Regions from separate parts of the Homo sapiens genome. Here regions 2, 3, 4 and 5 are each linked to region 1. A link is a loop called in an ENCODE intact Hi-C map of the cell type or tissue named here. Cell type or tissue: heart right ventricle. All regions are shown on one strand. Each heading gives the region's core, and the rest is flanking DNA. Links, peaks and the distances in the headings are about the cores only. Region 1 has its middle 13 kb from the start of GRB10. Region 2 overlaps GRB10 (growth factor receptor bound protein 10). Region 3 has its middle 170 kb from the start of GRB10. Region 4 overlaps GRB10 (growth factor receptor bound protein 10). Region 5 overlaps GRB10 (growth factor receptor bound protein 10).

Region 1 (5,845 bases), core at 334-5,333:
AGCACATGAAGAAGTGCTCAACATTATTAGCCATGAAGGAAATGCAAATTAAAATCAGAATGAGATACCACTACACAACATTAGAAGCTGCCCCCACAATATCAGGATGGCAGAAATGAAAAAGACAAACAACAGCAAGTGTTGGGCAAGATGTAGAGCAACTGGAACTCTTACACATTTTTGGTGCAGACACAAATAATATACTCACTTTGAAAATAGTTTGACAGTTCCTGGTAAACATATACTGAGATATGACCTAGCGGTCTCTCTTTTAGTTATTTACCCAAGAGAAATGAAAACTTACATTTCCAGAAAAACCTTTACCCAAATACTCATAGCAGTTTTATTCATAATTGCCCAAAACTGGTACTAGCCTAAATTTTCGCCAGCCAGAGAATGGCTGAACAAGTGGATGTACACCTACCCTAATTAAAGTATCATGCTATCCAGTCACTAAACATGGATGATTCACAAGGACATTATGCCAAGTTAACTACTGTGTGATTCCATTCAGATGACAATCTTGAGAGCAACATGGCTGGGTGTGGTGACTCACACCTGTAACCCCAGCACTTTGGGAGGCTGAGGAGGGAGGATTGCTTTGAGGCCAAGAGTTCAAGACCAGCGTGGGTAACACAGGGAGATCTCCATCTCTCCAAAAAACAAAAAAAGAAAGAAAGAAAAGAAAAGCAAAACCTAAGAACTGAAAGAGGATCAGTTGCCTGGAGTAGGAAGGGGGACTGACAAGGAGCATGAGAAAACTTTTTGGGGTGAAAACTATTTGTATTAATGTCTTTACTGGTTCCATAACTATATACCTTTCCAAACTCCACAAATTGTACATTAAAAAATGATAAATTTTCTGGTCAGCAAATTATACCTAAGTAACCAGCCTGAATAAACATCTTTCTGTGAGCCTCTGTTCTGGTTGTAAAGACATTTTGATCCAAGCAACTTCAGAAAAGGAGAGTTGATATTAAGACAATATAAGGAAAATGGGGCCAGGTGTGGTGGCTCACACCTGTAATCCCAGCACTTTGGGAGGCCGAGGCAGGTGGATCACCTGAGGTTGGGAGTTCAAGACCAGCCTGATCAACATGGTGAAACCCTGTCTGTACTACATATATAAAAAATCAGCTGGGGATAGTGGCGCATGCCTGTAATCCCAGCTACTTGGGAGGCTGAGACATGAGAATTGCTTGAACCTGGGAGGTGGAGGTTGCAGTGAGCTGAGATTGCGCCACTGCAGTCTGGCCTAGGCGACAGAGCCAGACTCTGTCCCTACCCCCTCCAACCCCCCACCAAAATCAAAACAAAACAAACAAATAAACAATGACGGAAAATGGAATTCTATGGAAGTTCAAAACAATAGCTGTACCAGCCTGGGCCCAGAGAGACGGGAGGCACGACGGCATCTGTTTGGGTCTTTGTACTTTACACCATCCTTATGCTGAGCCCAACTCGCCGTTCCTCACCTGGTCTCCATTGTGCAGATCCCACCAGTACTTCAAGTTCAGAATCCCAGGTGCAGGCTTCTGATTGGTTGGGTCACCCTTCCGCCCACTGGCCCACCTACCTACAGAATGGGAATCTCTGGGCCAAGCGTCATCCCTGACCAATTTAATTGGTACTTAGGAATCAAGGAAAACCAGGGTTGTGGGGAAACTCTAGACAGAGCAGGGCTAGCTGGGGGGCACTGTGCTGGTAGGCCCCATAACAGACATATCCGGTGCTCTCATCGCCATATAAGCCTATACTTGACAAATAAGTATAAATAGTTAAATATAAATCTGACAAATAAGTCCCTTCTTACCCCTCCAGCTTGGTGTGTTATCAAAACTCTAACCCCAGACCCAGCAGCAACATTCTGTGACTAAATGCAACTACTTGGTACTGCGCCCTGAGGGAGCCAAGGTCTTTCATGGGTTTGGTCTGAGAGACACGCCTGTCCCTCAACCCCAAAGGCCTTTTCTTCAGTTCTCTTTGCCTAACTTACCATCTTTGATGTTCTAGGGTGCCATGGGGGCATGGCAACCACTGGGAAGCCTTCCTTGAATGCTGCCAGGCTCCCCACCTCTAGACTCCAGGGTGGCCTGTCCATCTCGTTTTGGAGTGTTTGGAATACTGGTGTGGATGTAGATCGTGCATCATGCAGGAGTCTATTAAAAATGGGCTGGGCGTGTTGGCTCACGCCTGTAATCCCAGCACTTTGGGAGGCCGAGGTGGGCGGATCATGAGGTCAGGAGATAGAGACCATCCTGGCTGACACAGTGAAAGCCCGTCTCTACTGAAACAATACAAAACAATTAGCTGGGGGTGGTGGCAGTCGCCTGTAGCCCCAGCTACTCAGGAGGCTGAGGCAGGAGAATGGCGTGAACCCGGAAGGCGGAGCTTGCAGTGAGCTGAGATCGCGCCACTGCACTCCAGCCTGGGTGACAGAGTGAGACTCCGTCTCAAAAAAAAAATTGCAGATGAACCCTGGAAGTGTGAACTCTCCAGAGCTTGGGTGGGCCCAGGGATGTGTAGTGCAAGCAGGCTCCTCAGGTATTCTGGGGCAGGCACTATGATTATATTATGACTATAGACTACCCCCTTCCCCTTGCAGGGGTGGGCAGGCGGCTGCTTTCCAGACATGTGCTCGCATGTCCACATGGGCCGCATGGGATGGTGGCTGGGCCGTGTGACTAGCAGTGGCTCATGAGAGCAGAGGCGAGGGCCACTGCTGCTCAAAGCAGTTAGCTGTCAGGGTGCCATTCACCCTGACTACTTTCCCTTTGTCAAGGTTACTGGCAATGTTTGAGACAGTGCCCAGGTCTCAGAGGCTCCTGAGAAATTAATTCACTGGACAGTATTCCCCAGTAATGACTATTCACTTAGTGCCCTCTCTGTCCCAGGCACTCCACCTGCTGGAAGGACACTAGTGAAGGGGCACAGAGTTGCCACAGTCACCATGCTTACAGTCAACAGGGGAAGACAGATGTTAATCAATTCATTACTAATTAAAAATTAGAGTCTATCAGATTCTCTACTTTCAGCTGAAGGAGGCTTCTAGCTCATGTTTAGATAATTGAATTTCTCACTATCACGGAATCCTGTGTCCTGACACCTAATTCCAGCTTATATGTTTCCCCTTGGGGAAGTGCTTGAACTACAAGCCTCCCTGTCTTGCCCAGTATGCTGAGCTCTCCAGGATAACGTATAGGCTGCATGGCTAGATTCCACTGTGGCTGCCACCCTGTTGAGAGGGAGCATTGTGCGTGGGCAGGGGCATCTGGAGTTTGGGGGAAGGGAAGGCTATAAGATACAATCTGTATATAGGATTGGCTCATCCAGGATCACTGCACAGAGGACAGCTGCAGCTTCTGCAGCCACAAGAGTGACAAGTTCATGAACTTGCATCAGAAAGTGTCTCTGAATGGGTTCTGCCCACTGATGTCTACAGAGAGCCAGGAAATGTAGGGAATGAGGGCCTGTCCTAGGAATTCTAGAGACCTATGCTAGCAGGAAAACACTTAAGGACATTTATCTTGATCACTTCTCTGTGAATAGTAATGTCTGAAAACCCATACATTTTGAGACAACTAAATGCAATACCTGACTCTAGACCTCAATAGTGGATCTTGTAACAGAGGGAAAGAAATACTATGGAAGACATAGTCAGATCAACTGACTATACCGGAATATGGACCTAGATTGGATACAAGTATTTTATCAATATAAATTTACGAATTTGGTGACTATTGTGGTTATGCACATAATATCTCTACTCTTAGGAAAGACACATCAATGTATTTAGGGGTAAAGGGGCCATAGTGTATGGAATTTACCCACAAGTGATTCCAAAAGAACATATGTCTATGTATCAAGGAACTTTTGAAACCTCTATCAAAGCCTCCTTGCCTATCAGGCTATCTGACTGGTGTAGGCATGGATTGCTGTTTGGACCTTCAGCAGAAGCTAGAAGGTTCAAAGCTGATGCATTTGTGAGAAGTTGGCTCAAACTGAGTTTTCTGTTCTTTAATTTTCTTTTGAGTCCTTTGTCTGCAACAGGAGTCCTCTGTGTTCCTTTCTTCTAGGAATCTAAAATCCTTTGATATCATCCTCTCTTGATTTTCATCTTACGTGTTTCTGAGCTTGGACCAATAGGCAAAAATTTAGGGAGGTCTGTTTCAGTTACAGGGAAGGATGACCTTTCCATGAGTAACATCTGTCTAAGGTGGAATAACTCCTGCTAGAAGCAGGTGCCTACGAGGGGCTTTGGTACAATACCGTACATGGCTTCCAATCCTTGCTCTGCACTTACCAGCTACTTGACTTTCAGCAAGTCACTTAACCTCTCCAAGATTCAGTTTCCCAGTCCGTACACAGTGGGACTCTAACAGTAACACCTAGAGGGCCACAGTGGGGGTTACATGCAAGGATTCATGAAGGTTTTGCACAAAGTGCACGCTCTATGAAGGCAAGATATTGTCGCAGCTGCGTTTAGAACGCCAAGACCCAGGAAAAGACATACTTATCGTTATGCTATGTGTATTAGAGTTTTGACTCGGTAGAGATATTAAGAATCACACTAACGACAATGGCTTCCGTCAATTGGGGGGTAGGGGAGTCTTTTTCGCAGTCACTTTATGTTCCCAGTATGACCTCATTTAATCCCCAGGACACCAACCCTCAGGCGGGCGTTATTAGCCCATTGTAAAGATAAGGACACCAGGCTTGGCAGCATTAAGAAAAAATGAAGGGCCTCTCACTCCACCCGCACTTCGATACTCATACGCAGATGGGGCAAACTGAGGCTCAAAGAGGTGAGGCCCCAGACCTGGCTGGCTGTGAGCAAACCCAGGTTTCCTTTTCCCAGGCCGGGTGCCTTCAGCCCACGACAGAGTACGGGGCAGCCCCAGCTCTTCCGTCCCGTCCTGCTGCGCCCAGGATAAAGGATCTGGACTGCGCAGTTAATACTTTGTGCGTTTCAAACAGTTCGCTTATAAATTGTCTTTCGGGACAGGTCCAATTTGTCCTTTCACTGGCGAAGCCTCCTGAGCCGCGGCGGTCGTGGTCCCGCGCCCGAGTCCCGAGGACAGCAGGAGGGGGGAACCCGCTCAGCAGCCCGGGGCAGGAACCTCCGGGAGCTTCTGGCCCCCCGGCCGTCCGGCCCGCGGCCCGCGCCCCCGCGCCACGCCCTGCGCCCAGGCCCCGGCTCCTCCCGCGCTGGCGGCCGCCGAGCGGTCCGGGCGGCGGCGGCGGGAGGAGGAGCAGGAAAAGTAGCCGGGGGAGGAGGCGGAGGCGGAGGCGGCGGCGGCGGCAGAGGCGGGGAGGGCGGGCGGGGCCGGGCGAGTTTAAAGCCCATCGAGGGGGTGGGGAGGTCGGGAGGAGGCAGAGAGGGAAGCGAGCTGCGGCCGGGCGGGCTCGGCGCTCGGAGACCCGGTGGAGCCCAAAGTTTCCGCGCAGCCCCTGGGTGGCGGCAGCGCCGGCGGCGCGGGGCGCCCGGGACAGTCTTGAGCGCCGGCCTCGCCCCGCGGGGACCCGCGCCCGCCGCCGGCCACGCCGAGTGTCGCCCGCAGCCACGCGGAGGCGGCGGGGAGCCGCGCGCGGCAGGTACGGAGTTGGGCGGGGAGCGCGGCGGCAAGTTACTTTGTGGTTGGCGTCCCCGCGGGGCCCGGGACGGCCAGGCGGGTCCCCGCGCCGTCATTGTCTGAGCGCTGGGCGGCCGCGGCCGGGGACGCCGGGCCCCGCGGAGGCGCGGCGGGCGGAAGGGCGTCGCCTCCGGGCCGGGGGCTCCGGCGCCCCGGGCCCGCAGCGGGCGGTGCTCGGAGGCGGGACTGGGGCTGCGGGCGCGCGGCGGAGG
Region 2 (5,845 bases), core at 522-5,521, 84 kb after region 1:
AGTGCAATTGCAATGGCTTTGTGCACCCCACCTGGGAGCTCAGGAGGGCTCAGGATTGCACTCCGTTTTTTGTTTTTTTTTTTGAGACAGAGTCTCGCTATGTAGCCCAGGCTGGAGTGCAGTGGTGCAATCTCGGCTCACTGCAAGCTCCGCCTCCTGGGTTCACGCCATTCCCCTGCCTTAGCCTCCTGAGTAGCTGGGACTACAGGCGCCCGCCACCACACCCGTCTAATTTTTTGTATTTTTAGTAGAGACGGGGTTTCACCGTGTTAGCCAGAATGGTCTCAGTCTCCTGACCTCGTGATCTGCATACCTTGACCTCCCAAAGTGCTGGGATTACAGGCATGAGCCACTGCTCCTGGCCTCAAGTTATATTTAAAGTATATAAATATAATTTGACTATAACTTGCATTGTCACTGATCCTCTTGTGGTACTTTAAAGATTGTGTTGTCAAAATTATTAAGTGGGTAGTTTAGAGATTCTGATCTTCTGATTTCTCAGACTGTTAAGTTACTCTAGAACTCATGATCGATTAAGGTACTGCTACATGTTGACTATTCTAACAAATTAATATTATGTTAATACATGTGGATATTTTGGTGTCTGAATAGTTGCCTTTTTGTTGAAGTTGGGGATGGAGGAAGTGGTGAGGAGGGGTGAAGGTAGGGGAGGAAGAGGTAGAGGTGATGGTAGAGGTGGTGGTGGAGGGGGAGGAGGATATAGAGATAATGAAGAGTGTGGAGGTGGATGTGTTGGTAGCAATGGAGGTGTTGGAGATGTAAGAGGTGAAGGGTGGTGGGAAGGAGCAGAGGTGATGGAATGGGTGGAAGTGGTGATGAAGGGGTAGGTAGTGGAGGAGGAGGAGGAGCTAGAGGTGAGGGTGGAGGTGGTAGAGGAAGTGGACGAGGTGGAGGTGATGGTGGAGATGGTGGAAGTGATGGTGGAGGTGGTAGAGGAGATGGAGGAGGTGGAGGTGAGGGATAGAGATGGTGGAGGAGGTGGAGGTGATGTGATAGTAGAGGAGGTGGAGGTGAGGATGGAGGAGGTGGAGGTGACAATGGAGGAGGTGGAGGTGGTGGTGGAGGAGGTGGAGGTGATGGGGGAGGTGGAGGTGATGGTGGAGGAGGTGGAGGTGATGGTGGAGATGGTAGAGGAGGTGGAGGTGAGGATGGAGATGGTGGAGGAGGTGGAGGTGATAGAGGTAGCAGAGGAGGTGGAGGTGATGGTGGAGATAGTAGAGGAGATGGTGGAGATGGTAGAGGAGTTGGTTGAAGTGCTGGAGGTGATGATGGAGGTGGTAATGAAATGATGGTGGGGGTGGTAGAGGAGATGGAGGTGGCGGTGGAGGAGGTGGAGAAGGTAGAGGAGGAGCTGATGTGGCAGGAGAAGTGATGGAGATGGAAGGAGGTGGTGGGAAGGGGTGGAGTGCTGGTGGAAATGTCGGGAGGGGAGGTAGTGACCGCAGAGGAGGAGGAGGCAGGGGCAGTAGTGGCAGTAGTAAAAATAGCAGCTGAGATTTACTGAGCCGTGCTTTCCATGTGTGATCACACTAAATCTTCAATAGTCCTTGGAGGTTATACTCACACAGGGTGGTTTAATGTCTTCCCCAAGGTCATGTAGCTACTCTTCTGTAGAAATTCTAGAGCTAGTGCTGTCCCCCTTTCGGCCAAAATGCCTCATTGATGTGGGAATACCAGATGCAAAAACAGGAACAAAACTGACTTGGCAAAGGCATTTTATTTTGGGAAAACCATTTGTCAAGATTGACAGGCTCTGGGCAGGAGGTTTCTTTGTAGGGTGATGGAAATGTTCTAAAATTAGATTGTGGTGATGGTTGTACAGATCCTTAATTATACTAACATTCATTGGTTTGTACACTTCCAACAGATGAAATTTATGTTATGTAATTTATATCTCAATAGAGCTGTTTAAAATGTAAATGATTGATAGACTCCTCCCCTTGTGAATAACCAGAATTGATGTTTCTGTGCTGAACACTGCAGAGTGGGTGGTTAAAGTGAGGCAGCTCATGCACTACTTTTGCTTTTAATTCAAGAATGGCTGCACTTGGAGGTAGTTATGTGGAAATAAGTGCCTGAATATGGAGTACAAGCCACTGATCTGTGTGTTTTTTAGGCCGTATGATTTTAGTGAAAATGTGATCATTTTTTATGTGGTGGTATTTTCCCTGCCAGGCCAGGCATTCTTACCATTTGGGAGAAAAGTTTTTTTGTACTCTGACCAGGGCTTGCCCAGATATTTTCATGTTGGCCTCAGCAGCCTGTGTGAATACAATTGTAAGTAAAGAGCATCCCCCTTGTTCCTTGATACGAGACACCTGGCTTGCTGACTTTTCTTTTTCCCCCATCTCAGGCTTTTGGTGGAAGCAGCTCTTGTTTTTGTTTAAGGATCAGTTTGACTGAAATCTCTGCTTAAAAACCTCTTGCTTCCTTTCCTCTTGCATAGACCTAAAGTGTAATATCAAAACAGGCAGTGTCACTTTGGGTGAGAAAAATGGCTCTGGCTCATTTATTATGAAGGTTATTTCCATTTGAGGGACTAGTTTTGTACACCTTGCAACTGGCAGAATAGGAGTGCTGATACTGCAGCTTTTACCAAGTTCACTAATGTTTTAGGATTTTTTTTTTCAGCCTTTTTCAGCCTTGTGGAGTTTCTGCATGTTTTAGGAATTCTCTGAGTGACAGATTTTGTAGTTACCCATAGCTCGGTTGTTAAGGACATGTTCTCTGATTCAGCCCCAATGGGTCTCACACCCACGCTTACGAGATGTGATTCGCTGGGCAAGCTGCTGTCCTCCTTTTTCCTCATCTGTAAAGATGAGGTAGCAACAGTACCCATTAGAGACAGGATTTAAGTGGGAATGTGTGTAAACTGTCTAGCACCGTACCTGGTACCCAGGAACTATAATATTAGTAGAAACCCTGCCATTTTTACATTAATATTTAATAAAAGTATAATTACATGGCTGAGGGAGGGTAGTTGTGAAATCTGTAACTACACTGTATCTGACGGCTTGTGTGTGTTCAGAGTTCTAGAGCAGGCATATGTGCAGTTGGTAGAGAGGGTATCAGGCATTGGAAGGGAACTGATGAGCTGGGTGATGCCTCCGCTTTCAAAATGCAGGTGACACAGGTAGTCACTCTTCACTCGGCTGCAATAGCTTAATAGACTTGCGGTTTGAAACATTTTACTTCTTTAAGTGCATCCTGTGTGAAATGACAAACCCCATCCCTGTTGCAGTTCACATGTTCATCTGCAGACTCAGCGCCCTTGGGTGGACTCCAGCAATGTGCCCCACCCGTCTCAGCTGATGTCCCTGGCTGGGCAGGAGGGGTTTGGGAAACTGCCTGCAGGAAGGCCCCAGGGAGCTCTGGGACCCGGATGGTGGGTCGTGTAGGATTGCGTCTTCTCCTTTGCACCAAAAATCTGAGGGTAGCTGCAGGAGAGGGTTTCAGGGGGTGGGGGAGGGCTGGGAGAGCCCCTTTTAACTGCACCCTCAGGAGCAGTTCTCATCCACTGTTCTCATCTGTTGCTTTTTTTTTTTTTTTAATTTGGTTGGCTGTTTTTGCATACCTGTAATGTTTAAAGTTGATCCCTGTTAAGCCTGTAGGTTATGATCGGGCATTCTCCCAGGTGGAAGACATTTCGAATCCCTGTCATTCTGCTCTCTGTGGCATTGGTCTTTGTTTACCTTAGTGGAGTTATTAAGTGTGCCTTCTGTGCCGTTCTCCAGGTTCTGAAAATATTGTGCACAGGGCAGGCTGAGGACACAGCCACGTGATACCCACTGTAGAGAGAGGGAGAGAGAGACCTCCTATGCAAGCTGCCGGCCCTCTGTTCCGTAGTAAGGTCAGTGCCCGCTGTCTACCGAACACTCAGTACCTTTAGTTGCTGGGCAAGCCCTTTATTTATGTTATTTTAATTTGAACCTCAGAAGTGACCTATGAAGTGGTCGTTCTGCCTCAGGAAGGTGTGGAGATACCCCGAAGGTGAGGCAGTTGCCCTGAGTCCCAAGACTAACCAGCATGTGGGGGCCTGGGATCTGAGCCAGTGTCCAGCCTGCTGTGCAGTCCTTCCATTTGTCACCTGCAGTGCCCGCCGCACTGATGATGGCACTCCTCTCATCCAGTTTTCCCGCTGCCCCTCCATCCGTGTGTTGCAGTTTTAGATAAGAAAACTGCCTGAATCGCCCAATGAACAACATACCCTGGTTCTCTGGGGCTGGTTCCTCTTGTGCATCTTGTAGTGTTTAGTTGGTACCCAGCAGAGGCAAGAGTGCATTTGATGCTCTAGTTGAAACGGAACGCCAATGACTGGTGGTAGGGGCTGCTTCCTCGCTGTTTTGTGCCCAGGCTACCTTGTGATGCTTTTTGCTGAAGCCTGGGCTTTGAAAGGTGGGTGGTGGAGCATTCTTGTCCCTCTATCCTCACAGAGAAGCAGAGGCTTCTCTCCCCAAGATCTTGGGGTGAGGCTGGGCCATGTGCTGGGGTTGTGAGGATGAGTCAAGGAGGCCCGTTTCTGGGGAGAGGGTGGGCACCAATCCATTCACCCTTGTTACTTCCTGCTTGGAATTAAAGCAGGGCTGCTGGGTAAGGTACGAGGAGGTAGACTTTTCGTTGGGGTTGTCAGAGAAAGTGCCAAAGGGATGAGCCTTGAGGATGGGTTGATGGGGTGTGCATGGTGGATGGGGTAGAGAACATTCTACATAGTGAGCACCCAGGGCCGAGTGCTGTGAGAGGCATACAGCAGTCACTTTGGAGTCAAGGAACACCAGCTGGGTTGTGGCTCCTAGAGTGCCATGGAGGTATGAGCCACGTTACATTAGGAAGGGCAGTTCACACATAGACACCTGGGTCCCCCATCATGGGCCTGACTTAGCAGCTCTGGCTGGGGCCTGGGAGCCTGCATTTCTACCATGTTCTCCAAGGTGAGGACCAGCCACACCAGGCCACCTGGTACCCTAACAGGCATGCCCACAGTCCACAGCACAGCTCACCATTTTCTTCCTCCCACGAGTCACTTTTTATGTGTACTCTTTGAAACCTCCAGCCCTTAATCCACAGAGTGAGGGAAGTTAAGCCACCTGCCTCTGTTAGCCAGGGTCTCGGCAGTCTGCAGCAGGCACCCTCCGGAGGGCGCGGGGTGGGGGTGGGGAGCAAAAAAAAAGAGTTTAATGGAGGGGTCTGGAGAAAGCAGCTGAGTTGTGGGTCCCAGCCTGAGGCCAGCAAGGAGAGGGAGTGAGGCCAGGGGGCATTTGTGCAATCCCCAAAACGTGGCTTACGGAAGGAACAGCCCAGCTGGCCTCCCGGGCCATGTTCCTGCCTGGCCTGGCTCCCTCGGCCGCCCACCACTGGGGGCCAGAGGACCAGCTGTTGGTCGATGCAGCTCAGGCAGACTCACTGCCTGGCACAGGATGGAGGAGCAGACAGAAACCATTCTCCTCACCCACTGGAGGGCTCTGTTACAGGAGATGGCTCAGCACAGGGCCTGGGACTGGGTCACCCTAGGAGAGGGAGGGCTTCTCGTGTTCATCTTTATGAAGGTGGTGTTTCTGCCCTGATCTTGCTGGATGGGCTTGTTCTGACTTTGGCAAGTTTTTCTAAAGCATGTGGATTTGGGAAAGTTCAGCATTAGTGAAGTGACCTGTGGGACTTTAATTAAGGAGCTTGGCTGCCCTCTCCCATCCTTTCACCTTCCCCTAGAGGTAGAGAGCATAGTGATTAAGGGCTCTGAGTAAAAAGCGGACTCACAGCTGGGTACTGTGGCTCACGCCTGTAATCCCAGCACTTTGGGAGGCCAAGGCAGACGGATCACGAGGTCAGG
Region 3 (5,845 bases), core at 467-5,466, 160 kb before region 1:
TCTTATCTCACATTTCTGGGGGCTGAAGTCCACACTCGAGGGGCCAGCAGGTCTGCACTCCTCTGAAGGCTCTAGGGAAGAACCCTTCCGGGCCTCTTCCAGCTTCTGATGGCTCCTGGTAATTCCTTTTCTTTTCGGTTCCTTCTCAGATCTGAGTCTTTCCTCCTACATTTTACTTTAAGCACCAAGGAGAAACCAGGACATGACTTCAACACTTTGCTTGGAAATCTCCTAAGTCCATGTTCATCAGCAACAAGCTTTACTTTCCATAAAAAGTTGAGGGCTCACCGAAAGATGATCTCATCTTAATTAATTACAGCTGCAAAGACCCTGTTTTCAAATAAGGTCATGAACTCTGAAGTTCCAGGCGGACTCGTATTTTGGTGGGGGAACACCATTCTACCCAGCATAGACATTAATCCACCCATTTCAGAAGCCTAGTGCATCCCTAGAAGGAAAATTAAGGAAGTCCACACCTAGAAAAATCACAGTGCAACTGCACAAGGCCAAAGATAGAGTGTCTCAGAAGCCGTAAGAGAAAGAGGTCAGAAGTCATCAAGTGAAGTGTGAAGTTTTTGCAGACATGTCAAGCATGATTGAAAATACCCAATTATAGAATGTACCAAGTTTTTCACTGCTTGAGGTGAAAAAAATGCTTTGAGGTTGGGAGAGCAGAAAGGAGGGTGGCTCTGACCCTGTGAATCCTCAGACAAATTGGAAGTCCTTTGTCTCCTTATTTGTAAAGTACAGCATTGGGCAAAATCGTCTCACATTACCTAAAGCTAAAAGCCCTACCATCACTCCTAGAATGACTGTTGTGCAACTTCACTTTTGGCAGGTGCGATAGGGATGAGGAGTGTGGCGTACTGTTCCCTCTCACGCGACAAGAGGACATGCTGAAATGTGCATGGTCAAGGTTTAAAAATACTAAGAAAGACAGTCTCACAAGGTGCACCTGTGTGTGCCCTTGTGTTGTCTTCATGTAAGTCGGGGCGTGTACTCTTTCATGGGTTCCAGACTCCTTGACTATAGTGACCCTTTGTTGGTATTTTCTCTCTCTGGCTTCTGATCTCCTCTGATCTTCCTCCAGAGGGAGGTTTGCTACCTCCTGTGGTATTGGACACAGTAGTATTTCATACATTGAAAGCTAGGGCAGAGGAGTGTTTCCGCCTTCTCCATCACCCACTTCCAGGGCACGGACGCCTGCCCCAGGTCAGCTGGATGGACACCTCCCGACCTGCCACCCCACAGGGCTCCGAAGCCAGAACAGCGGGAGGAGGGGCATCTCGCAGCAATGGGAGCAGCCTCCTACCTCTGTTCTGCCTGCTGCTCCACCCCCAGCACCCCTGTAGCCCCCAGCAGTACACCCTTCCCCTCCCTCTGCGTCCTGTCTTGTAGTACAAGATAGATGGCTGCTCCTGCTCTCAGACCCCAGGACAATTTCCATTCCCACCTTCTCTCTGAGACTGGCTCTCCCATGAGTGTCCTCACACCCACTCCTTTTCTGCCCTGAGGTTTGCCACTACATCCTGCAACCAGGAATCTCACCAAGATGGCACTTCTGCAAGGTCAGACCTGGTGCCTGGCAGCGAGGCCCCACCGGAAGGGCAGTTGCCATACAAAGGGACCCTTCTGGGAAAAAACTCTCTTTAGCCTGCTGATGTAGTTTGAATATATGTCCCCACCAAATCTCATATCAAAATGTAACACCGAGTGTCAGAGATGGGGCCTGGCCAGAGATGTTTGGCTCATAGGGGTGGACCCCCCATTGCTTTGTGCTGTCCTCATGGTAGTGAGTCCTCAGGAGATCTGGTTAAGTGTGTGGCATCTCCCCACTCGCTCTCTCTCTCTTGCTCCTGCTCTGCCATGTGAGGTGCCTGCTCCCCCTTCACCTTCTGCCGTGAGTAAATTCTCCCTGAGGCCTCCCCAGAAGCTGAGCAGATGTCCCTGCTGTGCTTTCTGTACAGCCTGCAGAATCATCAGCCAATGAAGCCTCTTATCTTTATAAATTACCTAGACTCAGGTATTTCTTTCTTTCTTTTTTTTTTTGAGATGGAGTTTCACTCCTGTCACCCAGGCCAGAGTGCAATGGTGCGATCTCGGCTCACTGCAAACTTCGCCTCCCAGGTTCAAGCGATTCTCTTGCCTCAGCCTCCTGAGTAGCTGGGATTACAGATGCCCGCCAACATGCCCAGCTAATTTTTGTATTTTTAGTAGAGATGGGGTTTCATCAAGTTGGCCAGTTTGGTCTCGAACTCCTGACCTCAGGTGATCCGCCCGCCTCAGCCTCTCAAAGTGCTGGGATTACGTGAACTATAATTGAGGTATATACACCACATACAAACACCACTAGTTAGATCTTCTTGCTGCTCCCCTTTTCCTACTGAAAATCGTTCTTCTGCAACACTTTGCAGCGCTCACTGTTCCAGCCTCAGCCCTGCCCTCTTGCATGGGCCTCACAGGGCTGGGCAGAGGAACCTGGGATCAGGGATCCCCCTGGACTCGATGCAGATGTCTGCCCATCGGGTGCACTGAGAGAGCCTGGAACAAGCTGGTTCATCTGCCCGGCCTTCTTAGCAAGTTGTTCAGGCACTTGTGACATAGGCAGAAGCAGAGTCATAGAAGTTCCTGTTTCCCCTGGAGCTGGGCATGAGTCCCAATGGGGCCATTTGGTCTTCCTGTTGCATCCTTGTCCTGTCCCTGGGCCAGACTTCCTCCTCCTGTGACCATTGGACAGATCCTCACAGAGAAGCTTCGGGGGCAGTCTTATTCTCAGAATTGGGGATTTGCTGCTATCGAATACCTCCAGCCATGCAAATACTAATACTTGTATGATCACCAATACTAACAGTAGAGCTCACTCACACGCAGGCACGGGCTAAGGGTAAAAATTAGACTCAGCTCTATCACTGTTAACTCTCCCAATAACCCTGTGCAATAGGCACTATTAGTACAGTTTGCATTCTGTAAATGAGGAAAGGGAGACTCAGAAAGGTCAGGCAACATCCCCTAGGTTGCCCCAGCCAGTGCGTGGGGAGCTCCAAGTGCCTGCCTCCGAGGCCTGGGTCTTTACTGCTCAAGCATGGCTCCCACACAGCCTCCCTTCTCCCCTGAAGCCACCTGTGGCATTCACCAGATGGGTATGAACCAACCATCAGTACTCACAGGAGGTGCTGCAGACGTTTTAAGACTGAAACGTGTTTTCTATTGCACCTGTTTCTTTCCATTAAGAAAGGAAAAAATCAGTTTTCTACCTAATCTCAAACTACAAATCACTAAGACACTGGTCAAAGGGAATGGCCCAGATATACACCTTTAGCCCCAACATAAAACTCACTAGAAAAGTGTAAGGGAGAATTTACTTAATCATTCAGGAGTTGCCGTCTACATTGCAGAGCCAGGAAAAGTGAAATAAGGCACAGTGACTGGGCCCTAATTTCACTGCCTGACCCAGCCTGGTGAGTAAGAAAGGCCTGAGGGGGTTAGACTGACCTTTGTCTGTCCTGTAGCTCCATCAGTCTCACTCACAATAGGGGCAGAGACCAGTCCCTCAAGCCACTGAAACCAGCTTCCTGACCTACGTGAGTCACCCCTCTCTCTCTGGGTGCTCATTCAGTCTAGCTTTGCAGCACACAAAGGAAGCTGAGGAAAAGACTCAGGAAGTCTTCATAGCACTTTCAGCCAAGCTCTTTCCCACATCTGTGCCATCGATTAGGGGACTGGAGGACAATAATGTAGGTTTATTCCTGATTTTTAAAAGATCATTGAGTTCAATACTCAATTCTTTCCTCCAGCCCTTAAAGGAGCTGGGGTGTCCCCCTTGTTTATTGGCCTCCAAAGCACTCCAAGTGTCTTAGGAGCATGCATGGCAGGACAGAGACATATGCATGGAGCACTTCTCTCCCTCCACAGTGGAGCCCCCCACAGGTTGCAATGACCTGTGGCCATTGGTTGGCCGTGGCTGTTCTGCCATTTGCTAATCTGCCTAAACTCGCTCTTGTACTTTTCTTTTAAAGTTTTCCCTCGTGCCCTGCACCATTCTTCTCCACTGATGCAATAATTTACTGGAACGTCATGAACTAAGTGTTCCAAAAGAATTACCCAAGTGTCTGTCTGCTTTGGAAAACATTTTATTTATGTTATCTGTGTAAGGCAAGTGACAAAACTCTCCCACGCTCTGGGAGTCCAGACTGCCCCAGGTGGTGTGGAGAGACAGAGTCCGGCCAAGAAGTGCTTGGCAGAGGCAGGTGGAGAAGGACAAACCCCTGTCCATGTTACCAGCACAGGAGCCTGGGAAAAGGGAATCAGTACAAACTATGGTCATCTCAAGGTTTTCCTTCAGGCCCAAGGATGTAATCTCAAATTACTCCCCACTGCGAAAGTTTTGTTCTCATGTGTGCCTTGACTTTCCCAGTGCTTTGTGGAGCACAAAATAGCATGGAGAAATGTCTTTCTCAGTGCAACATGGAGCCCTGTGGCAAGCTTAAAATATCATTTCCCTCTGGGCACCACAGAGTCTCTTTTTCAAAGAAGAATTCAACCACCAGTCTGCCTTCCAGTTTGCAAAATTATTTTTTCACATGTTGCCAAGAAAGGACGCATTGCCAAGCAAGCTTGGTGGTAATTAAAATGTGATGGCACCTCTCACAGAGAAGTCCTCAAATCCTTCCCATAGAACTGTGCATGGACCAGCCCTGCTCCCCCCGGGCAGGTACCTGCTTCCACATCTACACTGCCAATGCCGGCACCCACAGCCAACTCTCAGTTTCAAAAATCAGCTCTCTAATGTGCATGTGACTTCTCATTGCTTAACAGAGCACTTTTTAAATAGTGAAAGTTTGTAGTGAGCTTGTGAGATTATCAAAATACAAACAATAGGAAACAGTGAAGGGGATGGTGAGGGCTTTATTCAGCTGGCATCTTCTCAGGCGTGTTTGGCTGCATCTACATGGGGAGTCCTTGACAGGCCTGGATTAAGTAGCAAGTAAAAGAGGTAAATGAACAATGCTGGCATCAGTTCCTGTCACACAAAAGGCTCAAGCAGGTAGTAATGTCCAAGGCATTCCAGCTTGACCCTGAGTAAGAGAGTTTCTACCTGCACTGAAACCAAATTTGCAAAAAGAAGACTTCCCATGCATTACTTCTTTAGTCCTCAGTGTCTCTACAAGCTAAGTGGTAGTCGATGTCCCCACTTAACAGATAAGGAAATATAGAGCACACAAATACTGCCTACAACCTCATGTTGAGTAAAAGGCAAAGCTGGAAGCAAACCCAGGTCTACCCAGCCCCAAAGCCTGTGTTTTTAATTGTGAAGGACACTATTTAGAGGTTACAAAGCCTTTCACTTGCAAAAAAAAAAAAAAGGACTGTTTGCCATTAGAAACAATTTTTAACTCAGGAAAATTGTTTGCTATGGTAGAAATTCTAAATATTCACATCCAGGAATAATTTCATAGTAAAGGGCAGGGTTTCATGCCAGTTCTCTTCTTAGTAGATTTTTCTAGGAAAATTAGGTAGGGGAGTCTTTGAGAAGGATGTTCTCCCTTGCTCTCCTTATCTGTGTCTGCCCTTACCAGGTGGAACTTGGCAAATTGTGAGAAGCTGTAGAAAAGTCAGAAAATTTTTTCAGAATTCGTGTCTCTTGTCAGCACAGGCATTCCTGTGACCATATTTTTCAATTAAGGATGTCTAATTAGTACTTTTTTGCATACAAAAGTATATTTATAATTTCTATCTGGTTTTAGTCATAGTTTGGATTATTATGTATATCTACAGTTACAACTCTAAGCAATTCCAAAAACTCACGTTGAAGTCTTTGTCAGATTATTCTTTTCATTTAACCAAA
Region 4 (5,845 bases), core at 246-5,245, 140 kb after region 1:
CACCCCCACTTCCCATTTGAATGCGGCACCGCAGTTGCGCCTCCCTGCCACTTCCCCTGTGGACGCGGCATGATGGCTGCACCCCCTACTTCCCACGTGAACACGGCACCGCAGCTGTGCCCCCATGCCCCTTTACTGCATGAACGCGGCACCACTACTGTGCCCCACCCCTTTGCCACGTGATCACTGCCTTCATCAGGAGTGACCACGAGACATGTGCTCTTAAGGAACCTGAGGCCCAGGGAGGATAAAGTCATCTTCCAAGGTCATTGACAAATACATCACAAAAAGTGGGTTTAGACTCAGGACCCGAGCTTCTAGCTGTCTTCTCAGTGTGCCACAGCAGTGCCCCAGACGACAGAAATGCATTTCAGTACGCCTAAGTGAACTCTCAACTTGTCATTCAATTACTTATGAGGGGACGCGTGAATCCCTGAAACCGTGCAAGCAAAACCCACACATGTAGCAGATCCCATTGCATTGCTCACCATCATTTATGCCCTCCGGCGTGGCCACCACTGAAGGATGGATGTTCTAACCTTATGGTCCTGTAATATGCTCCTCTAGGTGAGGGGCTGTCCTGGACAGGCTCTAGACAGAGATGAGTTTGCTCTACTGTCTGCCTTCCAAGACTTGGGCTACCCGGAGAAGAGACGTGGGCACACACACTATTGCACAGCTGCTTAGCTCAGCATGGGAGATAGGTGCAGGACCCAGAGCGACCTGGGAGCAGCCCTGCGTCCAGCCTTGAGCGTTGGCAGGTTCGGGTGTCCTCGGTGACTGTGAGCATTGCATTTGAGCCAAGGCTTTAACAGCAGGGTGGCCAGGACATGTTTTTTTCAAAGGGGGGCTTGGCTAGGCTCCCTCAGCTCTCCGTGGTTTGAGTAGGGTCTAGCTTTCTGGGTTTCAGTCTTCCTCTGGCGTTGCTGAGGTGACTGAGATCTCTTCACGTTTTTTACCTCTCATTTTCTAGAATGCCAGTTACCTGAGTTGTCCTGAGGGGGAAAAAGCCATGCAGGTTCAGTAAGTTTGGGAAATTTGGCATCGTCTATCGTTTTCTTGGCAATTCTACATTTCCCGTTTGATTTTAGAGGATCTGAAAAATCTTACAGAAAAAGAAAACCTACCTATTCACTCAAGCTAAGCTAGAGCATCTGAAACATTTGTGATCACAGAAGTGCTTTAGAGACAGCACCTGTAAACTTTACACAGAACGCACTTTGGGAAAGGGTGCTAAATTGCCCATGATTATTTTTAAAATGGTGAATGTCATCCTCACTTTTTTAGACTTTTCTGGCAGCTTTGCTAAAGCGGAGGTCTCTCACAGCTCTCTAGGGACCGCAGCCCCTGCAGTCTGAGAATAATCCCGAAGGCCCGACGTGACGGCACCTGCATGTTCCCGTGTTTGCATCAGAGCAAGTGATGCAATTGCAGCGAGGCAGTCGTGACCTGGAGCAGACCACTTGTTTGGCTAAATATGACACAGGAAATCAGTGCAGGAATCTTATGTGAAATCCCAACTACTAGTGTTTCTCCGGAGTACAAATATCTTTTAAAATATAAACCTCTGAATTTGAGGGGCCTAAAACAGATATTTTACTGTAGCATTGAATACCTCTTGATATCTATAGCTGTCAAGAGCATTGGAAATGTGAGCACTTAAATTATATACGTCTTTCACAGGAAGAATCACCATAGTTTTGCCAAAAATCTAAGTCTGTGCCTTGCCCACCTGTGGCCATCTACGTGAGGCTCCTGTGGACTCAAAGGCAAGGGCAGTGTGCAGTCATTGGTTATCGGTGGCCATCAGTGCTTTCACAGAGACCGCCTATTTTGCTAGCAACAGGAAGTAATTTTCCTTGGCAAACTGATTTGCTAATTCTTGCTGCTGCTTTGACTCGAAATTTCATCAGGTAAGGGGGAACCACTAGACAATGCACTTTCCCCAATTTACCTACCTGACAGCTTCTGCCATAAATGACTGCGAGCAAACAGCCTGCTGGTTTGTGTTTGGTTTTGAGTAGGAATCCACAGTTCACCCACTGGAGAAGCCTGTTACACTCACTGAACGTGGACATTGGCGCTTTATTTATACCTGTGAGCAGCCACGGAGGGACTTTTCTTTTCTCCTGCAATAGGCGCATGTGGCAGGTCCACCCAGTTTAGGATAAAGTGTTCTAGAGTTTACAGTCGAGAAGTGTTAGGCCTCTGGGTCTTGGTTGAGACCCAAGATGAGATGGGCCATCTAGGCCACTGCCTGGACAATGGCCATCTCTTTTCCTCCATGTCTTTTCTGTTTTTCTTTCCTTAGGCTCTCGCCTCAGTCTCTTAACTGGCTGAAGGACAAGTAGTTTGAGTAATAAAAATGTAAAAAAGAAAAAAAAAAGAATTAGTGGAGGAAACCAAGTGAAAGTGTTTTGAAAATCCAAAAAATTCACAAGAGAATTTGGTAAACATCCTCCCTCTGCTGTTGGTGCCAAGTCTGGACATTTCTAGGAAAGAGAGCACAGACATAGTCCCTGTGTGGGAAGGTTTACAAGTACATACCCTCTGCTGGTGATTTTTATTTTTTGGTCCCTGAGAGAACCAAATGCTAATGACTAACATGGTTTATCTTTTACTTTGCCCTAAAATAGCATCTTCGCTGTCATCTTACAACAGAGATTCTCTAGAATCAGGGCAGTAGTTTCTAGCCCTATTTATAGAACCCTGGCATCTTCAGATTTATTTATATGAGGAAATCCCCGAAAAGATTTAAATGGGAACACCATGTACCGGCGCACATTCCTCTCTTTTTGTTCACGGGTAGTGTTTCCGCTCACACAGTCCCTGGTCTCTCTGCAGAATCCTGGAAGGGAATGAGAAGCAGTGTTGCCATGCCAGGAGCCGCGGGAACATCACAGACACTCGAGGAAGTGGGAAGCAACATTGCTTTCTTCTTCATTTAACCTTGGAGCCTAAGTGTGACTGCCCTTTTGACTCTGACCATTGAACTGGCACAAAAACAGTATTGTAACAGTATTAAAAACAAAGTCAGCTCTTTCCATCTGCCCAGAGTTTGGTCGAGTTCCTGGCCCCTCGGCATTTTATCAGGTTTTAGTAAAGGTGGATATAATTTTAGATATGTTTTCAGTTATTTAACATCTCATAAGTATTTTCTGTGTTTCTTAGTGTGGTCTTCCTAAAAAACACTCATGATAGCTGATACCTACATTGATGAGTACCGATTTGTGCCATATTTACCTACTTCACAGTGACCAGATAATTTGCATTGTCGTCCAGTGTCTGTGCTATAAATGATGCTTCACTGGGTGCCTGGAGTGCAGCTGTTGCCACATTTTGAATCCTTTCCCCAGGGTAGACCCTAGAAGTCAGATTCCTACTAAAAGGTTGAGGATGTTTTATAGCTCAGGATGTGTGTTGCTATATCTGTCTGCAAAGACCTGCTTATGTTGATTACCACATCCGGGATAGAGTGAGTTTCGGGACTTCCGAGCCCTGACCCCATTCCTGGAGCCTTTCTCCACCTCTGCATTCTCCCTAATGAGAGAGTGGCTCAGAGGCACCGCATGGTAGCACACGGTGGCTTTGGAAGCCTGCCTTCCCCAGCAGGGGTGGAACTCTGTGTCCCAGGTGGTCAGCAGCTGTTTGCAGGGACTCCAGGATTTGTGTCTTCAGAATACCGCAGACACCTTAGCAAGCCCTCTGGCTTTTCCGTGGCTATTTCTGGGTGTATAGTAATTTTATGACAAGTCAGGCCTGTGTGGCCCTGCAGTGACAGGGATGAAGGAAGAAGAGAGTCTAGTGGCGTTTGCATAGGCTACTGCATAGTCACCACATCGGGTCTCTGACCTTATGAGCTTAGAGATCTCCAGCATGTATTGTTCCAGTAGTTACACATCCTGTCTTTTTCAGCTGTGCAGCACAGCTCACTGCCGCTGCCTCCCTGACATGGTCTCAAGTCCACAGGATCGCCCTGGGACGGAGGATCAGAGTGACCGATAGCAAGCAAGGACCTTGGGTCTGCTTGTCTAAACCCCTCACATGTGTGCACATCTCACACTCTGCGCTCAGCCCGCGCCTGTCTCCTCAGGGTTCCAACTTCCCCTACCAGGACACAGTCAGGAAATAACGCCCTTACTGTCCTCTGTTCCTCTCTTGTGCCCATTCACTGATAGATTTTAGGTGGTTTCTACATGCAGGTACTGCCTGGGTGCTGGGGTCTGAGGCTGGCAGGGCAGACACAGCCTTGCCCTCTGGGAGCCCATAACCCAGTGAGAGAAACCAATGCTAATCACCTTATAGAGGCACATTATCACAGACAGTTTCCAACATGCTGCCAGGACATTCCATCATGTGGGGAGAGCTATCAGTGGGGCCGAAGATGAGGAATCCTTAAGTGCCTTGGAAGGCATACAGTGTTCCAGAAAGAGGGAATGAGGACAGTTGAGGAAGGCACAGGCACCCTGGATGGTGGCTGAGATAGTATAGAGGAGGCAGCGCCTAGGAAGCCAGGGCCTTAGGTGTCCCAGGAAGAGATTGGTCTCCAGGGCAAAGGAGGTCTCTGGCAGAGAGGGGAAAGCAGCTTTGTACTTTGCTTTGCCTGCTGCAGTGTGAAGGATGGACTGGGCTGGAGGAGGTGTGGGATAGCCGGTTGGGATGCAGGTGCAGGAGATGCTGACGTGTTATCTGGACTAGGGCAGTGGAGTGAAGTTGGACAGCTGAGTGCATCTAAGTAAAATTGGTAAGATGTGATTTATTGATTTCTCATAGTTTTCATGGTCTGTAAGACAACTTGCAGTTCTGTGTTTCCTCTGTCTTTAAATATACGTTCAACCTAACGCTCAGGTCATTTCTAGATACCATTCTCCAATAAAAGGAGCCAGGGCTGCCTGGGAGATGCTTAAAGAATGAAGGGGACATGGCATAAAGACACAGGAGCCAGCATGAAGGGCCAGGGGAAAATAATAACTTACGTGTGTGGAAACACCTGGCAGACACTCTTCCCAGGTGAGCCACACTGATGTCACCAAAAAAGGGTCAGGGCAGCATTGTGTGGCTCCTGAGCTGTGGCACCCAGGGGGACACAGCATCTCTACAGCTAATCTCAAAGGGACGTCAGCTGAACCAGAACCAAGAGACATTCTAGAGAATGACCTCGGGTTTTGAGGTCATAGAAGACCCCCACAGAAACAAAAGCCAAAAACAAAACCCAAATCTGAGGAACTAAAGAGCCAAGGCAGTCAAACGCAGCTTGGGTCCTGGACTGAATCATGAACCAAGAACAACATTGTTTTTGTTTTTTTTCCCTTTTCTAAAAGGACAGGAGTCAGACACTTGGCTAAATTTGGATGAGGTCTGTAAATTAGCTAATGGTAGTATATCAGTGTTAATTTCCTGATTTTGATCATTGTACTGTAGTTATGCGAGTGTTCTTGTTTGTAGGAAATATACACAAAGCCATCTAGCAGGAAAGGGGCGAGATGTCTGCAACCCACTCTCCTAGGTAGGTAGGGAAAGAGAATGGGAATTTGATAAAGCGAATGGGGTGAAATGTTAATATTTGGAGTACTAAGGTGAAGAATATATACAGAGAGTTTTTGTATTGCTTTTTGCACATTTTTTGTAAAAATGCTAAACAAATTATTTCAAAATAAAATTATTTCAAAATAAAATGCTAAACAAAGAAAAACCCCTGCTTAGAATCAAAAATGTGCCTCTTAACATGCACTGATGCTGCAGTGAGCTCTTTCTAGAGGAGAAACCTCACAGAAAACAGAACTGACCAGGTCATCCCACAGTAATTCTCCCTGTTGACCAGAACCTCGTCTGTTAAGGCCAGACC
Region 5 (5,845 bases), core at 220-5,219, 75 kb after region 1:
GTCCACTGCCTCCAGCCAGTGGCGGATCATGGGGGACAGCATCTGTGCCCTCCCACTGTGTTGTCCACTCTTCCCTATAGGCCTGATGTGACTCCGCTGTGCTTTTGCTAACCGTCCTTAACCAGCTCCTTGCCACTGCACTAGGGCGTGAAGGTTGGAGGGTGCCTGTGGGTCCCTCTGTAGCTCTCAGTGTGACCTACCTCCCACCTTCCTATGTCTGTTTGCCTTGAGCAGCTGTTCTAGTCTTTTCTCCATCAAGAGTCTACACCGTTTTGGAGGGTCATGTGGCCAGCGGGAGGTGAGCCAGCCCAGGAGGCATGCAGGCCCCAGGTTTGAATCCCAGTACCGCTTCAGGCGTGTGAGGCTGACAGTTATACCTGCACTGTTATGAAATGAGAGCCTCCAGGGACCACCCAACTAGTGGGGCCTTAGGAAATCCCAGTTGACCAGGGGCACTTCGCTGGAACCCTGAACAGGGCCTTTGCTCCTGGGATCCAAGGGGCTGGATCGCTAAAAACCCTTCATCGTCTTCCTTTGCCCCCAGACTCTGGTTTAGCAGGCTCTGGGGTACTGGCTGAGGGGTTCATCCTTCATTTCCAGACCTCAGCTGAAACCCAGCTAATTTGTAAGATGGGACCAAACAACATTAGAACATTTCGTTCTTTGGACAATGAGGAAATGATTGGCAGTTTCTTTGTGGTTGCCCATTCTGGGAATACAGAAGTGTGTAAGACATAGCCGGGGCTTAAAGGATGTACCCAAGTAATAGAGGAAGGAGAATTGTACCTGTTGTTTAATGACTCTAAATAAGGAAACACCTGACCCCTCTGTCTGTGGACACAGAGTTGGAATTTGAGTCCTTCACTGCCAAGGACATCATTGCTTCACTGCAACTTTTCTCTTTTTTTAAAGAAAAAAAAGCTACTTGGTATTGTGAAAAAATAGCTATAAGGTTATATTTTGCTTTACTTGTCCCTTCAGAACTTCACTAAAAGAAAAGTAAATTTTATATAAATGTATTTTATTTTTCGACATTGTGAAGGTGTTAATTCCAATTAAATTGGTCTTTGAGGTCAGGTTCTTGGCATTTGCAGGGTACTTATATGGATTTTTCAGCTTTCTAAGGCGTAAATGTGGCCTTTGTAGCTTGTGCAGTATGAGGGGTGAGTGCCAGGGCATCTAGAGAAACAACTTAATCCTGAGAGCGCTATCTTTACCTAAGGTGGGTGAAATGGGATTAAAAATAACCCTACCCAAGGAGGACATTGAGGGCAGCTTCTGAGGAGAGGCTTTATGGAGAACAAGCTGTGTGTTTGGAGGCCAGGTATAAGTAATGTCGGGGAAGGAGAGGGGGCGGTACCCTGTCACCCCACCTCATCACTCTGTCACCTTGTCACCCTGGCATTCTCCCCCATAGTCCATCCCCCATCATCCGGTCACTCTGGGCCCTGTCACCCTGGCTCGCATCACTGGTTCTGTCACCTCTTCACCCTGGACTCCCCTTTCTTGAGTGCTTGTCACAGGGCTTTGAAGCTGTTGCTGCCCATGTGCCCCCATCAACTATGTTCTCCTGGCAGATGGGAATGTGCTTTCTGTGGCTTTGAAATCTTCGAACACATGGAATTTCCCACCTTGCTGCAAGCTCATGGGACTACAGATGCTCTCAGAGCTGCTCTGTCTGTGCCATCCAACATCTTTGCCCTGACACTTCTTTGGTGCCAGGCGGGGTTACCCTGGGGCCTTCCAGGGGACCTTTCTATCACCTTAGGAAGCCGCTTTGGATCTTGGAATGACCCTTGCAGGAAGTCCTTGAACGTAAGTTTATGGCCAGTCCTTGGCCTCCTGAGTGGGCATGAGAGTGGGCAGGGCAGAGGGGCTGTGGCGTGGTGCAGGTTAAGGGTTCGGGGCTCAGCTGGTGGGGGACAGCCTGGGAAGCTGGGAGCTACTGGGCCCGTGGTACACCCTGCCTCTGGGGTGCAGGAGAGACAGGAGAGGAGGGCATAGGAGGTAGCATAGTGACCGGGCCAGCCTCCTCAGCCTGTCTTTGGCCTGATCCTCCCTACCAGCAGCCTGGGCTCTCCTTTGCCACCAGTAATACTGAACTGCTCTGCTCCCTTCTCCCCGCTCCACGCGCTGTCTTCTTCTTCCGTTTCTTGGCCTGGGCCATTTCCCTGGACTTCAGCCCAGACACCTTCCCTTCCCACAGCAGTCCCTGCCACACCCCCATGGAGCCTTCTCTTGCATTCCTGCAGCCAGTCCTGGGCCTCCCTCTGCCTGACCCCTCCTTATGCTGTCGTCTGTCCTCCCCCATCCTCAGCCACCCCAGATTCTGCTTGAGGACAGAGTGGAGACCTATCACCCTTCTGTTTGGCCCCTACCCAGTGGGGAATGGGTGACATGGTGAGGTGAGACCCCGTCCCCAGCCCAGGTCAGAACACCTAATTCTCAAGCTGCAGAGCCCTACGAGGGGCAGAGACAAGAGCTAACAGACCGGGGCTTGGGCCAGCAGAGCAAGAAGGTGGTAGCAGGTGGGGTGGGCTCACTTTGTCATGAGTTGCTTCTCTTTGGCATACTCAAATGGCCAGCATTGTTCCTCTTCACTTTGGCGCTGTTATTCAGTATAGTAAGGGCTACTTGAATTCAAGCTCTGTGATCCGCGGCAGTTGATCTGATGATCACTGCGACGGCTCCTCTGTGACTCATGGGCAGGCAGCGCCTGCAGCGTGGATCTTGGAGTCGCATCCTGGGCAGAGGGAGGAGTCGCATCCTGGGCAGGACAAAGCGGGTTGGTGCAGGATCTCATCACTCTCCTCCACACAGTGTGAAACTGATGAATTATTTATTTCTGGAATTGTCCATTTAATATTTTTGGACCACAGTTGACTGTGGGTAACTGAAGCTGCAGAAAGTAAAACCAGGATAAGGGGGGGACTACTGTATTCTCCAGGAAAGTTTAAAATAGTTTCGTGTTTGGGTACCTTTACTGTGTTAAAATTGTTTGAATATGGCAAATACTGTATGTGGTGTTCATGTTAACAATTTATGAAACTTTTCAATGAAGCAGGGCGTTTCTTTTCTTTTCTTTCTGGCACCTGGATGAAGAGGGTATTTATTGCGACAATTTCCTGCACTGGATTTGGGTGCCGTGCAGCTTCTGTGATTGCTCACTCAGTTGCAGAAGAGAAAAGCTATTGGATAATATCGTGCTTTAGACAGCCAGGCAGAGAAAAATGCTATTTTAAACAAGCAGTAAATACATTGATGAAAATTTAGGAAACGGCAACTTTTTTTTTTTTTTTAATGGTGTACTTTGGCAGAGAGAGGAACCTTAAAATTATTCCTTTTATTAAAAGCATACAGAGTAATTTAAACATAAGCTTCTTTACTTACTTTCTGATTGAAGTGTCTGGTCTTTTAAGGTGGTAACTATGTTTAAATTATATTTTTATATTCCTGTACCATGCATGTTTAGTTGGGATGACTTGCTTTCACTGTTATTTTTCCTTGGGGTTTTAAGTGTTGCCATATGTGCTGGGCTCCCCGTCCGGGATGTGCCTGTCCTCTGCTCTCTGGGCCTTTTTGGCGCCTGGTGTCAGATGGGCCTCATCACCTGTGTTTGCTGCCACCGGTTATGAGTCTCGACAAAGGGGGTCACTTAGGTAGGGTTTGCGATCCAGTTTTCATCATGCAGTCAATACTGTCACTTTAGCAGTTTCCCCAGAACCTGTTAAATATTTATGTGTGTTTCAAGCAGACTCTGCGAAACTGGCTACTGGTACATTTATTATTATTATCATCTTAACTAGAAACAAAGTATTCGAAGTGACTGTGATATGAATTATTAACATTATTTTTAACTTTTGTGAGGTTTTCCTATCATTGATCTTAAAGAAGAAAGTAAATATTTAGCTTGTATTTAGTTTTTCCTCTTACTGAACTTTCTGTGACTTAGTTGATGTGTTTGTTAGTGTTTCTGGAAAAGTGGTAGGAAACCGTGTTTCTTTATCTGAAGATGGGCTTCAGCCTGCAGCTCTGCTAGGGGTTCTCTGGTGTTTGTTGAGAGGCATTCAAGTTCTGTGAAGGATTTCAGCCCCGCTCCCAGCAGCTGGAGTGGGGGGCAGAAGAATGTGTCTCCACCAGCTATTTCTAGGTGCCAGAGATCCTGCGTAGCATGCAGGAACTCGGATTTGATCACTTGATAGTATGACTTAAGAAAAAAAAAAACCTATAAAAGGAGTAAACTCACAGGAAAAACAAAACTTGTCATTCTTGGTAGGAAATTCCAAAGTGTAGTGGAAATGTAAGGAGCTGGTTGTAGCATTTATTTCATGGAGAAAGTGGCATCCGTGTAATTGTTAAAGATGGTTACTCTTTTTTTTTATTTTTTAAATTTTACTTTAAATTTTGGGATATATGTGCAGAACGTGCAGGTTTGTTACATAGGTATACATGTGCCATGGTGGTTTGCTGCACCTATCAACCCATCATCTAGGTTTTTAAGCCCCCCATGCATTAGGTATTTGTCCTAATGCTCTCCCTCCCCTCGCCCCCTACCCCCGACAGGCCCCAGTGTATGATGTGCCCCTCCCTGTGTCCACGTGTTCTCATTGTTCAACTGCCGCTTATGAGTGAGAACATGCAGTGTTTGGTTTTCTGTTCCTGTGTTAGTTTGCTGAGAATGATGGCTTCCAGCTTCAAAGGATGGTCACTCTTAAGATGAATTCCCTTTGCAGGGCCTTCTGTCTCTGCCTGCAGTGATATTCTTTTGCCTTGTTTTCCTCCTTCATGTAGGTGTCACAGGACACCTGTGGGCCTGGCCCTTCCTCCTTGCAGTCTTCACTTTTGGACCCCTTTTCAGTGAGGCCTTCCCTTGTGTTCTGTGTAAATTGCAGTCTCCGCCCCGTTTATCCAGCTCTGTTCTGTTCTTTTATTCCATAGCACTGCATTCTCAGATTATAACAAGTAAATGGTGTGTTTATTGCTCACTACTTGTTTTCTTTAGATAAAATACAAACTCCATAGGGCAGGATTGTTGCTTTAAACACTCATGTGCTGGGCATAGAGTAATTGCTTGGTAAATATTTGTTGAATGGATCAGCCTCTCTGAAGATTGACTATATTTTTCTTCTGCTTGGGTGACCAAGAGGTTGGATACTCCAAGTCTCTGAAACTCTGTGATTGGTTATCCATGACTGTGTCACCCTTGGGTAAAGATTTTGAGGGGTTCAACAAGCTTAGACATTGGACAGTAATTGCAGGACCCCTCTTGCTGCTTAAGCGCTCTTGACCCTGAGAGCTGTGAATGGCAACCTCTGCTCTCAGGGTTTCGACGGTTACAATTTCAGTATGCACGGGACTTAACGTTGGGCTCCTGGTGAACTGGGTGTTAATGTGTTTTTGAAACCTGCCCTTAATGTACAAATTACTTTGGAGTAAAGTTAGATCTGTGGTCCTCAAAAACTGAAATATTAGATGTAGAGTGCGGGTTTAAGACCCAGGCTGGAGAGTCCCTGAGTTCTATACTCTGGGATCCTCGTGTGAGAGTGAGCTCTCACTGATCTCAGTCAGTGTGCTCAGGAAGCAGCAGTGAGCAGCCTGAGCCGAGGGCGCCGCAGTGGCCGTGAGAAGAAAGTGTGGGTGGAAGTGGATGTAGAAGGCAAAATAATCAGGATCAGTAAGCAGTTCATAGGTGGATAAGGAGGAGTTGGAGGCTGACTGATTTCTGCATGGGTAACTAACCCATGCAGATGGCTGACTGGCATTCAGGGAGGTGAAGGTAATGCCAGCATTTCAGAAGAAGGACATTTCAAACCAAACTCATTTTCCCATTCCCCAAACTGGCCTC

The links. Peaks named below come from ENCODE experiments on the same cell type or tissue, not always from the same donor. Only the 100,000 strongest peaks of a DNase experiment are listed, where the experiment ranks them.
Region 2: a loop joins it to region 1, with 2.2 times the contacts of the local background. A loop is called at or near these places in 16 of 110 quality-filtered maps.
Region 3: it touches region 1 in a loop (2.1-fold over the local background); 9 of 110 quality-filtered maps call a loop at or near these places.
Region 4: a loop joins it to region 1, with 2.0 times the contacts of the local background. A loop is called at or near these places in 9 of 110 quality-filtered maps.
Region 5: it touches region 1 in a loop (2.6-fold over the local background); 20 of 110 quality-filtered maps call a loop at or near these places.

What each region holds. Positions count from the first base shown.
Region 1 is chr7:50,792,974-50,798,818 of GRCh38, reverse strand. It overlaps a transcript of GRB10 not described here. Among named protein-coding and RNA genes, the nearest start is that of GRB10, 13 kb to the right of the region's middle. In heart right ventricle, for the core only: a CTCF peak has its summit at 2,919 (motif pointing left); no DNase peak of the experiment used is centred there; H3K4me3 peaks cover 769 bases; H3K27ac peaks cover 933 bases.
Region 2 is chr7:50,708,901-50,714,745 of GRCh38, reverse strand. All of the region lies in intron 4 of GRB10 (growth factor receptor bound protein 10), which reads left to right. Among named protein-coding and RNA genes, the nearest start is that of GRB10, 71 kb to the left of the region's middle. In heart right ventricle, for the core only: no CTCF peak of the experiment used is centred there; DNase peaks (open chromatin) are centred at 3,325 and 3,905; H3K27ac peaks cover 2,694 bases.
Region 3 is chr7:50,951,723-50,957,567 of GRCh38, reverse strand. No RefSeq gene overlaps it. Among named protein-coding and RNA genes, the nearest start is that of GRB10, 170 kb to the right of the region's middle. In heart right ventricle, for the core only: no CTCF peak of the experiment used is centred there; DNase peaks (open chromatin) are centred at 3,566, 3,933 and 4,204; H3K27ac peaks cover 1,640 bases.
Region 4 is chr7:50,654,429-50,660,273 of GRCh38, reverse strand. The region is part of intron 7 of GRB10 (growth factor receptor bound protein 10); the gene reads left to right. Among named protein-coding and RNA genes, the nearest start is that of DDC, 92 kb to the right of the region's middle. RefSeq lists an enhancer at 685-854. In heart right ventricle, for the core only: a CTCF peak has its summit at 2,565; DNase peaks (open chromatin) are centred at 2,183, 2,863, 3,603, 4,003 and 2 weaker places; H3K27ac peaks cover 3,423 bases.
Region 5 is chr7:50,718,236-50,724,080 of GRCh38, reverse strand. The region is part of intron 4 of GRB10 (growth factor receptor bound protein 10); the gene reads left to right. Among named protein-coding and RNA genes, the nearest start is that of GRB10, 62 kb to the left of the region's middle. In heart right ventricle, for the core only: no CTCF peak of the experiment used is centred there; DNase peaks (open chromatin) are centred at 2,270 and 3,570; H3K27ac peaks cover 766 bases.